Regions from separate parts of the Homo sapiens genome. Here region 1 is linked to region 2. The links are chromatin loops, found by intact Hi-C in ENCODE. Cell type or tissue: dorsolateral prefrontal cortex. All regions are shown on one strand. Each heading gives the region's core, and the rest is flanking DNA. Links, peaks and the distances in the headings are about the cores only.

Region 1 (2,907 bases), core at 257-2,756, 86 kb before region 2:
GAATTCTTTCTTTCCTGAGCTCTAATTCTGTGCTTGGTGCTGTATTGCACATTTCACGCGACAGTCACAATGAACACTTACTGGGTGCCAAGCTGTGTGACATGGTGCAAGTCACTTAACCTCTCTGAACTTCAGTTTACTCATGTGTAAAAATGGGAGAAATGATAGTGCCCACCCATAGGGCAGCGGTGAATATCAATGAGGCAATATATGTAAATCTCTTATAACTAAACCTTGTACAGAATAAATGCCCAATAAGCAGTGACTGGTCTTTTTCTGCACCAGGTCCTTACGTGATGAGGACGGTAAGATTCATGAGTGCTTACTACGGGTGAGGATTTGCCTTTTGTGTATCACTTTATTTAATCATTTCAACGCGTCTCAGAGGGGAAAGATTATTTGACCCATTTTCCAGAGGAGAAAACCAAGGCTCGGGGAGAGAAAGTGACTTGCTCAGAGTCACACAGCAAGTGACTATGTCGGTATTCAGTCCCCGGCTTGTCAGAATCCAGAACCCTAGCTGTTTTCAGTCTCCCCAAGGAAGTAACCCCTGTAAGATCAAAGGCCGCAGGTGGAGTTCAGGAGTCATAACTGAAATCAACACTAGTGGGGGCTGGAAGGAGATGGTACCACAGGTCCCTTTTGGGTTCTTCACCTGTGCCCTGCCCAGCCCAGCCAGGGCATCATGAGAGGGCACTGGGCTTGTAAGATAAGGCTTCTACCTCCAGGAAGTTGCTTCACCATCTCTCAGTGAGGTATTAAATGTTCACAAAAATAAAAGTAAAGAGGAGGTATAATTTAGTGGTGCATTACCCAGCACCGATCAGCTGAGACCAGGGAGCTTCTCCTGGAAGAAGGAGCCCTCCTTGGGCACATGGAGTAAGAAGGTGACACCAGTGGTTCCAAGGAGACCCAGGGCTAACACACAGCAAGTTCATTAGTGTGGAATTATCTAAGCTATTAGACTTTCTCGACGTGGAAGAGAAAAACACAATAAATGATGGAAGAAGGATGAGGTCACCTTTGCAAAACTCAGCCCACCCCAGGCCACTTTCTGACCTGTGGATCTTAAGATCTTGGACCAATCTCCTTTCCTCTTTGGGTTTTGCTTCCCTGTAAGTGGAGCGATTACACCGCTAGCTTCTGGGATTGATGTGAGAGGTTGAGTAAGGCTTTGTGAAACATCTTTGGTGGAAGTGTGGGTGGCTGAGCCTTGACTGATTGCTGTCTGCGAGGCCATAGGCAGAGCTCTCTGGCAAGAAGAGATAAAACACAAGGTCTCTATTCTCTCAGTAGGGGTCCCGACAGCTTCTCTCTGCTCTGTTCTCTAGCAAGAACATGAACCCAGGAGCAGATCCAAGGGTTAAGGGGCGGGGAGCATTTACTACTTGAGGGGGACTCTTGAAGAAAATGAATACAGATTTACAAATACAGGATTCGGTACGAGGCTTGGGAGAGGTCTGAAGCTTGAGCTTCACAAAGGATCCTCTTCCTATCTGAACTCCAACATGCACAACTGAATGGAAAGCAGGGAGAGATAACAGGGAGAGCCCCTGGGATGTAACTAATCCCTTATGATGGTGCTAAGCCTGATGAAGAAGGTGTTTTATTGAGTGCTTAGCTCTTACCATGTGCTAGGGGCCATGCTAGGAGCTTGTCAGGCTTGTCCCATGTAATGCCCACAACAACCAGAGAGGCAGCTGTTATTTGCATCCCTATTTGACAGGTGAAGAAACGGAAACTCAGCGGGGTTAGGTGACTTGCCTAAGGTTACACAGCTGCTGCAAAGCCAGAATGCAGAGTCTGTACTCCTTTATGTGTGTGTGTGTGTGTGTGTGTGTATGTGTGTGTGTGTGTGTGTGTGTGTGAGAGAGAGAGAGAGATAGGGTCTTGCTCTGTAACACAGGCTGGAGTGCAGTGGCACGATCTTGGCTCACTGCAACCTCCACCTCCCAGGCTTAAGCCATCCTCCTGCCTCAGCCTCCCAAGTAGCTGGGACTATCAGCTCCTGTCACCACACCCGGCTAATTTTTATATTTTTAGTAGAGACGGGGTTTCACTATGTCACCCAGGCTGGTCTCAAACTCCTAGACTCAAGCGATCCACCAGCCTCGGCTACGCAAAGTGCTGGGATTACAGGCAAGAGTCTGTACTTCTTTCTAACTGCTGTGCCTTACATGCTCTTCTTAGTTATAATTCAATACAAACCACCCCTTTGTTCCCTACAGTTCCCTTGTGGGGACCCTTTATATGGCTCTAGATGTCACTGCCTCTTTAAGTGGTTGATGAACCAGGGCCTCCTCCCAGGAGGCAGGCCTGGCTCTTTGGAGGACCTTCGCCTCCCTCAAAATCTCTGTTGGCATACCTGAAGCCTCCTCTCCCATATAACAATATTTATATGATTGTCATTATTAGATTCTCTGACATTAAGAACAGACGTGTTTCTCAATTTCATATACAATGCGAATAAGAAGTATCCTTAGAAAACATCATCATCTTTATTGATCTGGGACACACATTTAATCCATTTCCCATTTAGAAAAAAAAAAAGTGCAGCTCACTGCCAGTGCAGTATTCTCGGTGCAAAACGGGACATGGGTTAAAGCAAGCACAGTAGGTTTGTTATGCACATGGAGCTTCAAGACAATTCTGGTCATCTTCACCAGTCACTCCCTGTGAGAGCCTCCCCAAACAGAGGCTGGTGGACTAACTTCAAAACATGCTTGCTGGGCAATTCAAGACAGGCGTCCTCAGCGTCCACTCCAACATCAGATTGTCACTTCTCAGCCTCTTCCACATGGATATTCTGGCGCCATGAATGCAGGTTGTATTGTATACATGGATCACTAACAACTTGCGAAACTGCAGATATCACATCAGGAAAGAAGTTGGAGATGTTCAGTTATT
Region 2 (2,907 bases), core at 199-2,698:
TGGTGGCCCACTAGCTGAGGCCAGCTCATAGGGGGGTTTGATACACACAGTCTTAGAAATTTGGAAGAGCTGCCAACAGATGCTCTCATGAGCTCTCTTTCTCACTGAAATCCAGGGATGCCCCCAACAAGAGGTATCCAGAGGCCAACTCTGGGTTGAGATTGTTTGGCTGAGGGAAGGAGCAGGCAGAGGAAGTATTTTAAAGCCCTGGTTCTCAGTGTACAGTCCTTAGACCAGCAGCACCGGGGGAACACGTCAGGAATGCAGATTCTTGGATCCCACCCCAGACTTGCTGAATCAGCAATTCTGGGTGAGGTGGGGCCAGCCATGTGGGCTTTAACCAGCCCTCCAAGTGCTTTTCTGCACTCTCACATTGGAGAAGGAGTGTTCTAGGTACACCACCCCAGCCCATCCCTGATCAAACCACAGTGTGGCCCTTGAATGTCACTAACCCTGGGAATGTTCTCTCCACCTCTCTCTCGATCTGGTTCTCTTCTTACCTGCTTGTCTCTGTTTCTGCCTGTGCATGTGTCTTTCTGACTGCCTTTCTCTCTCTGTCTCTCTAACTCTCTCTTCTCACTTGTCCCTGTTGTTCTCTGCCACTCTGCCAATCTCTATGGATGTCTTTGTCTCTCTGTCTCTACGTCTTTGTGTCCCTCTTTCCAACTGCCTCTCTCTCTCTCTCTCCCTCTTGCTGTGGTCGCTCTGCGTTGGTCTCTCTCCGGGTCTCTCCCACCTTTTCCTGGCCCAGGCCATCCGCCTGAGAGTGCACCCCCTGTATCTGATGATTCCGGGCACAGTCGGCTGCTCCTTTGCCTTCATGCTCCCGGTCTCAACGCCCCCCAACTCCATCGCCTTCGCCTCTGGACACTTGCTGGTCAAAGACATGGTGAGTCTGGGCATTTCCCAGCAGAGGCCCCGGGATGTGGGTGGGCCGCAAGGGGGCGGGCAAGGCCTCTATGCAGGACTCCTGCACGCTGACCCCACTCCCCAGTCTCTGAATAGATCTTTCTGAGTGGGACCAGGAACATACATTTAGCAGAGACTCTGGGATGATTCCTGCACTTAGACAATCTCAGGAAACACTGCCTTAGTGACTACTTTCCAAAATTTGCTCCAGAGGCAAGGAACTTCCCCTTCCCTCTGGACCCCACTTCGTGCCCAGAATCTTCGGGGGAGAGAAGCAGCAGACACACCCTAGGACTCAGGGGTGGGCCTCAGTGCTCAGCCAGCTGGGAAGGAGACAGAAGCGGAGGACTGTAGCAGTGGGAGGACCCCACCAGCTTTCAGCAGGGCCCAGCCATTGGCAATATGTTCCCTCCCCCGGAAGGTCCCTGCTGAACCAGCTCCTCCCTTCCCGCTCCTGACTCCTGCGGCCTTTTCCCTCTCCACTGGCTTTGCAAATAACCCTTCCAAAGCTGTCAAAGCCAAGACGGGCGACCTGCTTAACCAATCGCGATGCAGGCCCTCCAGGCACAAGACCCCTGCAGGACACATGGGGAGAGAGAGCGAGAGTGAGAGCGAGGCAGAAAGGGAGACACAGAGCAAACAGAGAAGAGACGAGACAGAGACTCATTGATTTGTTCGTTCATTACAGCACTATTTACTGAGTGCATTCTATGTTCCAGCCACTGGGGGCACTGCAGAGTGGGAGAGACACCGATCCGCCTCCTAGGAGGCTGCTTTCTATTGGTGGAGACAGACGTGAACAAGTTCAGCAGATTTTCCTAAATTATGTAAAATTTCAATATTGCTAGGTGCTCAGAAGGAAATAAAACATGAGGAAGTGTAAGAGGACGGGGGAGAGGGGTGGCAGGGAAGCCCTCTCCAGGAAGGTGACATGGGAGCTGATGATCATGGGAAGCCGCCAGCCTCACAGAGAAAAAGGGGAAGAGCAGTCCCAATGGAGGGCACAGCAGGTACAAAGGCCTGGAAGAGAGGAATAGCAGCGAGTGCTCCAGAAATTCAGGGCCAGGAGGCTGGGGTGGCTGCAGTGGAGTTGGAGAAGGATGAGGTTGGAGACACGAGGTCAGGGAACAGCGGGGACAGGACAGACTTGGTATCTTATTCAAACCACAGTGGGGACCCTCGGTAAGCAGGGCAATGATGTGATTTCACTTCTGTCTGTAGAAGATCATTTTGGCTGCTGGCTGGAGTGAATCGTTAGGGTGGGAGGGACAAGTGTGGAAGCAGGGAGGCTACTTAGAGAAAAAGACTGAGAGGGCAGCAATGCAAACAGCATAGATTTGGAGAATAAAGACAGCCAGAGAAATGGAGAGTCCCCAAGAGGTAGAGACTTGCAAGAGATGTGGAGGGGTACAAGGGGCACCCCCGGTCAGCCAGTCCCGGGCAGGGATGGCCCACCTGCAGGTTCGCTCCTGAGAGTAATGAGTTAGGTGTTAATGAAGTAGCTAACATGGGACCAGCAGGAATTTTGAGCCCTGGCAAAGGGAGACCCAATCCTCCCCCAGTTTCCCCAACATGTCGGCCCGACTCCCTCTAATCCTCCGAAGGTGCCAGGGCTTCCACCTCTGTGCCCTTAGAAGAGAGGCAGGACAGCACACGCAGTATGTCCCCCACCCGTCCGTGGTAATATTTATTTAACACCTTTACTAAATCAGCTTGACATTAAAAAAAAAAAACAAAAAAAAACTTGAATAAGAATATTCCAGAAGAAATGTTTCCAGTGCATCCATCAATGGAAAACCGGTATTATTAATATATGCCATGGCCAGTAAACCTAAAAATAAATGCAAAGCGGCAAAAACAAAAGAATTAAGCTCTCCCTGATAGCAGCTGCCTGGAGAAGGTTCTGGGCCTCTCCTTGTTAAAAGGGCAACTGACAGGAGCAGAGAAGTGCTGAAGCCATGGTGGCCCCTGTGAACCCCAAAAATCTGAGACAGGTCT

Evidence for each region. Peaks named below come from ENCODE experiments on the same cell type or tissue, not always from the same donor. Only the 100,000 strongest peaks of a DNase experiment are listed, where the experiment ranks them.
Region 1: a loop joins it to region 2, with 5 times the contacts of the local background. A loop is called at or near these places in 9 of 110 quality-filtered maps.

What each region holds. Positions count from the first base shown.
Region 1 is chr20:46,647,877-46,650,783 of GRCh38, reverse strand. The region is part of intron 1 of SLC13A3 (solute carrier family 13 member 3); the gene reads left to right. Among named protein-coding and RNA genes, the nearest start is that of SLC13A3, 2.1 kb to the left of the region's middle. In dorsolateral prefrontal cortex, for the core only: no CTCF peak of the experiment used is centred there; no DNase peak of the experiment used is centred there; H3K4me3 peaks cover 1,411 bases; H3K27ac peaks cover 2,500 bases.
Region 2 is chr20:46,561,396-46,564,302 of GRCh38, reverse strand. It overlaps SLC13A3 (solute carrier family 13 member 3), which reads left to right. Exons shown (of 13, transcript NM_022829.6): 12 at 752-889. Among named protein-coding and RNA genes, the nearest start is that of OCSTAMP, 12 kb to the right of the region's middle. In dorsolateral prefrontal cortex, for the core only: CTCF peaks have their summits at 1,425 and 1,631; DNase peaks (open chromatin) are centred at 801 and 1,622; H3K4me3 peaks cover 2,373 bases; H3K27ac peaks cover 2,500 bases.